Linked DNA regions of Homo sapiens: region 2 is linked to region 1. A link is an interaction called in ENCODE POLR2A ChIA-PET data of the cell type or tissue named here. Cell type or tissue: HepG2. All regions are shown on one strand. Each heading gives the region's core, and the rest is flanking DNA. Links, peaks and the distances in the headings are about the cores only.

What was found. ChIA-PET counts read pairs that join two places held together with the same protein. Peaks named below come from ENCODE experiments on the same cell type or tissue, not always from the same donor. Only the 100,000 strongest peaks of a DNase experiment are listed, where the experiment ranks them.
Region 2: POLR2A ChIA-PET joins it to region 1 with 5 read pairs; 1 of 35 experiments calls an interaction of 5 or more read pairs at or near these places.

What each region holds. Positions count from the first base shown.
Region 1 is chr3:52,283,410-52,287,910 of GRCh38, reverse strand. LOC107986086 (a long non-coding RNA gene) reads left to right here. Exons shown (of 3, transcript XR_001740699.2): 1 at 1-78; 2 at 3,320-3,383. It overlaps GLYCTK (glycerate kinase), which reads right to left and starts at 83. Exons shown (of 5, transcript NM_145262.4): 1 at 35-83. RefSeq lists enhancers at 316-425, 1-451, 1-498. In HepG2, for the core only: no CTCF peak of the experiment used is centred there; DNase peaks (open chromatin) are centred at 990 and 2,450; H3K4me3 peaks cover 987 bases.
Region 2 is chr3:52,818,537-52,823,037 of GRCh38, reverse strand. It overlaps ITIH4 (inter-alpha-trypsin inhibitor heavy chain 4), which reads left to right. Exons shown (of 24, transcript NM_002218.5): 12 at 1,908-2,047; 13 at 2,253-2,407; 14 at 2,721-2,747; 15 at 3,048-3,098; 16 at 3,246-3,284; 17 at 3,520-3,645. Among named protein-coding and RNA genes, the nearest start is that of ITIH4-AS1, 3.1 kb to the left of the region's middle. RefSeq lists an enhancer at 2,425-3,413. In HepG2, for the core only: a CTCF peak has its summit at 2,079 (motif pointing right); a DNase peak (open chromatin) is centred at 2,077.

The DNA of each region.
Region 1 (4,501 bases), core at 168-4,167:
GAAGGCCATGCGAGCCCTGGCGGCGCAGACTTACCAGCCCACAGCTCCGGCCGCGGTGCCCAGCGCTGGAGAACGGAAGTACTAGGGGGTGGGCGGAGCGGAAGCCGGAAGTGTGGGTGGGTGGAGCGGCGCAGGCGGGTGCGAGCTCTGGCTGAAGCCGGTGTCCGGGAGGGGAGAGTTTAGCATATTGGCTCTTTGCTGGCCACTGACAGACCTGGAAGGAGTCACCTTCAGTCCTCATTTTTTAAATCTCTACATTGAGGGTAATAATCCCCGCCTCACCGATTGCCGATTTTTTTTTTGAGACGGGGTCTCATTCTGTCGCCCAGACTGGAGTGCAGAGTCGCGGTTTCGGCCCAATGCAACCTCCGCCTCCCGGATTCAAGCGATTCTCATGCCTCAGCCTCCCGAGTAGCTGGGATTACAGGCATGTGCCACCACTCCGGGCTAATTTTTGTATTTTTTAGTAGAGACGGGCTTTCGCCATGTTGCCCAGGCTGGTCTCGAACGCCTAACCTCAAGCGATCCACCCACCTCAGCCTCCGAAAGTGATGGGATTACAGACTTCAGCCGCCGCACCCGGCCTCTCCCTTCCTTTATCCTGTACGGTCAGTCAGCAGATGCACCCTGAGTGTCAGGCACTGACTGGGCTGAGCAAACGAACTGAGAATCACTACTTCCCCACAACTCACCCCTTCTGGAGCCAGATTAAGTAATTCCCGCTCCTCTCCATGGCTTTTATTCCACAACTTATTATTGTTCTTCCCTCTCCCACCATGGGCCACCAAATACAGCTCTGGCTTAGCAAGAGTTCCATTCTGCGATCCTCAAGCACATAAGCGGCATGTAAACGCTAATGACTCTGGGCCTACCTCGCTGTCCCTACTCTCATCCGGGGCCTACCCTGTGTTGGCTGGATGCCTTCCCACATTCATAAGATGAGTCCTGATCAGACTCCAAAAATACAAAACAGTTCACTGTTTTTACTGATGTTTTCTTAGGGAGATAGAGGAGAGAGTTGCATCACAAATCACACACTTGATTTCCTAACAATTTTATTGAAACATGTTTCTTGGCAGGGCGCAGTGTTTCACGCCTGTAATCCCAACATTGGGGAGGCCAAGGTGGGCGGATCGCTTGAGCCTAGGAATGCGAGACCAGCCTGGGAACATGGCGAAACTTATCTCTACCAAAAAAAAAAGAGCCAGGTGTGGTGGCATGCTCCTGTAGTCCCAGCTACTCAGGAGGCTGAGATGGGAGGATCACCTGAGCCTGGGAGGTAGAGGCTGCAGTGAACCTTGATCACGCCACTGCACTCCAACCTGGGCCCCTGTCTCAAAAAAAAACCAACAAACAAAAACACATTTCTTTCTCTTGGTTTTGAGGTGGAGTCTTGCTCTGTCACCCAGGCTGGACTGCAATGGCACAGTCTCAGCTCACGGCCACTGCACTGCAGCCTGGGCACGATGTCGGCTCACTGCAACCTCCGCCTCCCAGGTTCAAGCAATTCTCCTGCCTCAGCCTCCCGAATAGCTGGGACTACAGGCGCCCGCCACCACGTCCAGCTAATTTTTGTATTTTTAGTAGAGACAGAGTTTCACCATGTTGGCCAGGCTGGTCTCGAACTCCTGACCTTGTGATCCACCGCCCTTGGCCTCCCAAAGTGCAGGGATTACAGGCGTATAAACAATTACAGGCGCCCGGCCTATATAAACAACCTTCATCTTTCCCCATGCTGGAGAACACTAATTGCCACTGCTTGGTGTCTGTGTTTCCCTGGATGGCTGCCCTCACACTTTATGCTTGAATAAATTCTTTTAACTGGATATCGAACCTTTTGATGATTTTTAGGTTGACATTAGAAATGTGTTTTTGGGACAGGTGCAGTGGCTCATGCCTGCAATCCCAGTACTTTGGGAGGCTGAGGCAGGTGGGATCATTTGAGGTCAGGAGTTCGAGACTGGCCTAACCAATATGGTGAAACCCCATCTCTACTAAAAAATACAAAAATTAGCTGGGCATGGGCCGGGCACAGTGGCTCACACCTGTAATCCTAGCACTTTGGGAGGCTGAGGCAGGTGGATCACCTGAGGTCAGGAGTTCAAGACCAGCCTGGCCAACATGGCGAAACCCCGTCTCTACTAAAAATACAAAAATTAGCTAGGCATGGTGGTGTGTGCCTGTAATCCCAGCTACTGGTGGGGCTGAGGCAGGAGGATTGCTTGAACCTGGGAGGTTGCAGTGAACCGAGATTGCGTGACTGCCCTCCAGCCTGGGTGACAAAGCGAGACTCCGTCTCAAAAAAAAAAAAAAAAAAGATTGTTTATATAGGCAAAAACAGGAGTGCTGACCAGAATTACAACATTTTCCAAAAAAAGGCTAACATAAATACAAGATTTGGTTGGCTACTATTGATTATACTGGAAGGAGTTTGCTTAACATTCTATTGTAAAGAGACAACAATCACAAGGGTCTCTATCTCCCACATCATCTAGTCTAAGTCTGAATGAAGAATAGGGAGCCTGGTTAATGTATAACATTTCAATACAAAGATCAGGAAGCAGCAGTCATGCATCAGAGAAGAAAAAAAAAAAGCAATGCCTGCTCAGTTTCCAGGGCTTCACTTTTCTCCTTCACATTATAAATTGGGAATGTCCTAAAATTTTATTTTCTTTTCACACCCCCTACCTGCTCCCTTTGGCAGTTGCTACATCTCTCCTTAGGTCTCCAAACCATGCTGTGCTCTTGTCATGAACCTTTCCCTTCCTCTGGCCCCCACTTCCAGCTCTCTCCCTGGATTTTTCTTTTTCTTATATATACATATATTTTTATTTGAGACAGGATCTCACTCTGTCACCCAGGTTGGAGTTCAGTGCCATCATCTTGGATTATTGCAACCTCCACCTCCGAGGCTCAAGTGATCCTCCCACTTCAGTCTCCCAAGTAGCTGGGACCACAGACGTGCACCACCACACCCAGCTAATTTTTTGTATTTTTTGTAGAGAAGTGGTTTTGCCATGTTGGCCAGGCTGGTCTCAAACTTCTGCGCTCAAACCATCTTCCTGCCTCTGTCTCCCAAAGTGCTGGGATTACAGGTGTGAGCCACCACACCCGTCCTTCTCCCTGGATTTTTCCTTTTAAAATATGAGACTTTGTATTCCTTCTCCTAAATGATTTCCCACCACATCATCAAAACAAAGGCATCCGTAGGTGGAATTGCCCTCTTTAATGTGGGAGAGGTTGTAAATACTGAAAATTTTATTGTTTTTTCTTGGTTATAGTCAGCTATATTCCTTCCATGCATTTATTCCTTCCTCAGACATAATTCAAGACATTTCCTGAGTGCCTTCTGTGTGGGCCGAATGCTGTAGCTGCTGGGATAGGTAAGAAGTGGTACTTTTAATTTTAATTTTTTTTTGTTTTTAGGAGACAAAGTCTCACACTGTCGCCCAGGCTGGAGGACAGTGGTGATTACAGCTCACTATAGCCTCAACCTCCTGGGTTGTAGCGATCCTCCTGCCTCAGCCTCTCAAGTAGCTGGGACTACAGGTGCACACCACCATGCCTGGCTAATTTTTTGTGGAGACAGGGTCTTGCTTTGTTGCCCAAGCTGGTCTCAAACTCCTGGGCTCAAGCAGTTCTCCTGCCCCAGCCTCTGAAAGTGCTGGGACTATAGGTGTAAGCCACTGTGCCCAGCCTGGGCTTGCAGGGTTACTCCGTGGGAGGGAAGGTCAGCTGTGTTGGAGGCAGGGTAAAGTGGAGCTGTGTCCTATGTAAGGGCTGTACAACACCTTAAAACTGGGAGGCCGAGGTGAGCGGATCACTTGAGGTCAGGAGTTTGAGACCAGCCTGGCCAACATGGCAAAACCCCGTTTCTACTAAAAATACAACAACAACAACAACAACAACAACAACAACAAATTAGCCGGATGTGGTGTCACGCACCTATAATTCCAGCTACTCGGAAGGCTGAGGTGGGAGAATTGCTTGAACCCAGGAGGTAGAGGTTGCAGTGAGCTGAGATCACACCACTGCACTCCAGCCTGGGTGACAGAGTGAGACTCTGTCTCAAAAAAAAAAAAAAAAAAATTAAAAAAAATAAAACATCTTAAAGCTATTTTTCTTGGAAGGAGGAGTTGGGGAGAGTAAAACAAAACACTAGGAAGCAGTTCAGCATGACTCTAGGCAAGCACTGATGAGAGGCCACTAAAGCTGTGTATGTTGGATTGTTTGGGAGTTTTTAAGCCTTAGGAAACAGTGCTGTAGTTTTAGAGACAGTGGCCTTGGCCCTGAGACTCTAGGCAGTTCCTTCTGGCTCTGAGCAGTCAAGGCTTATCTGGGAAGATTCCATCCTTTCCTTCCAGACTAAGAAGGTATTATTTACCGACAGTGGTCTTTGTTAAATGTGAATGATTTCTTGTCCTTTGCCCTGGAAACAGAACACAAGCTTTCCAGTGCTGAAGCAGAGTGTGAATCCAGACTTCAGTGCTTATTGGTTAAG
Region 2 (4,501 bases), core at 287-4,286, 540 kb before region 1:
CAGCAGTGAATGAGGCTGACCCCTCCGTGCCCTCATGGGAGAGACAACCCAAGGACATATCACCACACAAACCAGCTACAGGCTGGGATCTAACCCTGGACTCAGGAGAGCAGCACCAGGAGCCCCAGCCTGGCCTGGGGATCAGGGAGGGCTTCCTGGAGGAGGCCCAGCAGAGACAAAAGGATAAGTAGGAGGTGGGAAGAGTCCAGATGGGGCAATGGAGGAATATGTTAGGCCCCTGTGGCATGAGGGCAGCGTGTGTGAAGAGAATAGGAGTGGGCGTTGGGGGCCCATGGCCTTGTTTCAGGACAAGTCCCCAAGTGTCATGACTGTTGGTACGGTCTGCGTGGCCACCCTGCCTGGCTTCAAACCCAGCTCTGCCACCTCCCAGATAGGAGACATGGAGAAGTCACTTAACCTCCATCTACTGCAGTTTCCTCCTATGTAAACATGGGAATAAGTCGCATGCCCCCCTCATAAAGTCACTGTGATTGATGTCCAGTGATAAGCACTCCATACATGTCAGCAGGTGATTTAGCTTGGAGGCCGTGGGTTCCCAAAGTACAGAACCCAAGGTGACTCAGGGGAGTTCACAGACAGACATGGCTTGTTTTAGTGGTTATTTACTTATTTTAATGTGTATTCTGAAAAATATGACCTGAACTTCAGACCTAAGATTTTTTTTTTTATTTTTTGAGATGGAGTCTCGCTCTGTCTCCCAGGCTGGAGTGCAGTGGTTGGATCTCGGCTCATTGCAAGCTCCACCTCCCAGGTTCACACCATTCTCCTGCCTCAGCCTCCCAAGTAGCTGGGACTACCAGCATCCACCACCACACCCGGCTAATTTTTTGTATTTTTAGTAGAAAGGGAGTTTCACCTTGTTAGCCAGGATGGTCTCGGTCTCCTGACCTCGTGATCTGCCCACCTTGGCCTCCCAAAGTGCTGGGATTACAGGCGTGAGCCACCGCACCTGGCCCAGATCTAAGATTTTATGGACATAAAGCCAAGTAAAAATTGTTAGCTTACTTAAAGTTCATTTAAGGAAAAATATCAATTAAATAGCTGTATGTGTGGATGGGGCAAAATTCATGCAGGTAGCCTATGTGTGCCAAAGCTTTGGAAAGCCAGCCAGGCTCTGGGCGAGAGACAGGCTGCTCCAGTGGGAGCAGACCGCAGATCTGATCCGCACTGTGAAAAGGTCTCTTGGCCACTCAGGGAGCTCTGGTGGGAGAGGCCTGGGATTCCTCTGCCCTAGGAGCCCATTTCCCAGGCAGCGAGCTAGGTCAGTCTGAGACCACAGGCCCCTCCCTGAGGGAGGAGGGAGCAGGTTCACACAGAGCTTGGGTGCATGCTTCCCTGTCATTGTCCCACGGTGGCCAGCCGCAGAGGGGCCAGCTTGGACAGGGACAGCCGTTGGGGTGGATGGGGCCCCAAACCCGGAGCCATGACATCTGAGTTGTGTTCTCAACTCTGCCTCTGACCCCTGGGAAGGTCCTTCCCTCTCTGTCCCTTTCCCTCAGCTTTGGGGGTAAGGGCAGGCTGTAGCTAGACCCTTCCTGCTCCACACTGCACTTGCAAATCCTTCCTGCTGCTGTTTCTACACTGGCCTGGGGTTCCCATCCCTTTCTTCCAGAGGTTTGGCTGATCTGAGTCCTGGCGCTGTGCCTGCCTTATTGTATCTGGGCTACTTTGCTACCTTTTCACCTCCTTCTCATCCCTGTATGCTCTGTGACTGAGCCCCTTGCACCCCTAAGCCCCCTCCTTACCCCCACTCAAAGGAAATGCAGTCCCCACAGTCAGTGTGTGGGACCTGCCCCAGCCCCAATCATGGAAGAGCTCAGAAGTGCCAGGCAGATGCAGATGTCCGGCCCTCACTGCTCCTGCCCTGGCTGGGCCCCTCTTTCCAGCCTACACAGAACATCACTTTCCAAACGGAGTCCAGTGTGGCAGAGCAGGAGGCGGAGTTCCAGAGCCCCAAGTATATCTTCCACAACTTCATGGAGAGGCTCTGGGCATACCTGACTATCCAGCAGCTGCTGGAGCAAACGTGAGTGCATCAGCACCTCCCTAAGCCTGTCGCTAGGGGGCAGGCACAGGTGGCACGGTACAGCGCCTAAGCATGGAGAGAGGGGGGTCTTGGCATCATGTCCAAGCTCCAGATTCTCCCAGAGGGACCTCCCCAGAAGGGGCTGGATGGAAAATCTGTTCCCGAATTCAAGGATCTCCTGAGCTCTGATGTGCTCCACCTACAGTGTCTCCGCATCCGATGCTGATCAGCAGGCCCTCCGGAACCAAGCGCTGAATTTATCACTTGCCTACAGCTTTGTCACGCCTCTCACATCTATGGTAGTCACCAAACCCGATGACCAAGAGCAGTCTCAAGTTGCTGAGAAGCCCATGGAAGGCGGTGGGTGTGGGGTTGAGATCTCAGCCTCCCAGGTAGCAGAGTTTGGACCCAGCGTTCTCCCCGATCTTCCCTGCATCCTGACCAAGACCCCAACCGTGCCCCCAACAGACTCCCCCTGGGAGATTCAGCCTATTCACTGATGAGGAAAGTGAAGCCGGGTCTCCTGTCTCCCCAAATTCATTGCACCTACGATATAGTCCAGGATTGGGTAGCAAGATTAAACACAAGCGCTTCAAATTGATGAAAACCACCCTGACGGTGTCTGTCTGTGTCTCTGTCTGTCTGTCTCTCTCTCTCTCTTTGTTTTATCCAGAAAGTAGAAACAGGAATGTCCACTCAGGTAAGCAGCGAACATCCTCAAAGGCTGTGCTGGGTGGTGGTCTGCTAACACAGGGTCCAGGGCACCAGCCCTGTGAGGTTGCTGGCCAGGGCCCAGGTCCACCCAGGCCTCTCCAGCCCATCCCTGCTGCCAGGAGGCAGTGTAATCTGACCCAGCATGCTGGTGCATTTAGTCGCCTGTGCATTCAAATATTGGCTGTGCCTCAGGCCCTGTCCCCAGCACTAAGAATACAGTCCCCATCCAAGTGGGGCCACAGGAAGGTGGGTGCAAGATGCAAACCCAGGTCCCACTGATTTCCAGGTTCCACTTTCTTCAAATATTATCTCCAGGGAGCAAAAATACCAAAACCAGGTGACAAAGTAGGAGGTGGGGGGAGGGGAGATTGACAGATTGGGCTCAGTCCTGGCTGTGGAGGGTAGTGCCTTGCCCAGCTCCTCTGGCTGGTGACAGCCCTCGGGCCTCAGTTCAGTTGTATCTGATCAGGACTTGACCACACAGAGGCTTCCTTTTCTCCAAGAAGAGGATGGAATAGACAAGGTAGTTTGAGGGTTTCTGCCAGGGGGAGGCATGACATCCCTGGGGGGGAGCTTGAGGGAGGTCCATTATTGTTCATCTCCCAGCTGTTGGGGGAGAGGCTCCCCAAGTTGGCCGGGTGTGGGGAGAGGGGACATAGCTGCCCTCTCCGCACCCACTCCTGGGTGGATCTCAAGCCCTGGCTGTGAAGACCCACACCCCACCTGAGAGAAGACTGCATCTGTCGATTTCTCCAAAGCTGGAGCTGCTGGCTCCCGGATGAATTTCAGACCTGGGGTTCTCAGCTCCAGGCAACTTGGACTCCCAGGACCTCCTGATGTTCCTGACCATGCTGCTTACCACCCCTTCCGCCGTCTGGCCATCTGTAAGCTGCCTTCCGGCCCTGCGAGGGCCTCGGTTTCCCACGGTGGTCCTTGAGCCTGCCCCATAGAGGGGGGTGGGGTAAAGCACGCACCACAGGGCCAGGCCAGGGACGGCTGCTGAGGGCACGATGTGAAGTAATTGTGGGTCAGTTCAACCTGGGATCATTTACTGGGGCTGGGGTGGGAGTGCATTTCCTAAGGAGGCTGTCCTCGCCTTCCCAGCTCTTTGCAGCTGCCCCCTGCCCCATCCTTAGCGTCTCATCTCCTCAGATGCGAGCTCACCCGGGTCCTTTAGCTGCCCCTAGGTTGTCAGACCACAGGCCATGACAGAGCAGCCTCTCCCACACTCCTTGTTCAGAGGGGACCCTAGGCCCTAAGAGGGGCACGGACTGGCCAAGCATGCACATCACAGCGCTCTTTGGAGCAGTCCTTGCCAGCTTCCTCTCTCTGAAGGCCCCTCTCCCCACTACCCAGTGTATGGACATCAGGCCTCCCCTCCCCAAGGCAGGACTTCACCTGTCCTTTACTTTCACTGAGTAGGATCCACTATACTCTAGAGGCTGACTCATGAGGAAACCTTCTAGGAAGGGAGGGCTTCCTCCGTTCAGAAAGCCAACAGAGGTCCCTTGAACTGTTTTCTGATCCCCAAATCTGCACTCGAATGCAGCTGCACAGCCAGGCTGGACCTATCCCTGACAGCATGCTCTTCTGTTTGAAAATCTCCTGTGACAAAGGCCATTCTAGGTGGAGTGTATGTGTGGCAGGATGGGGGGCTGGAGCTTGGTGGCAGCGCTGCTGGTTGCCCGCCTCCTGACTGCCTTCCTGCTCCCTTTCTGTTTCCGGATGTTCCTGCCCTAG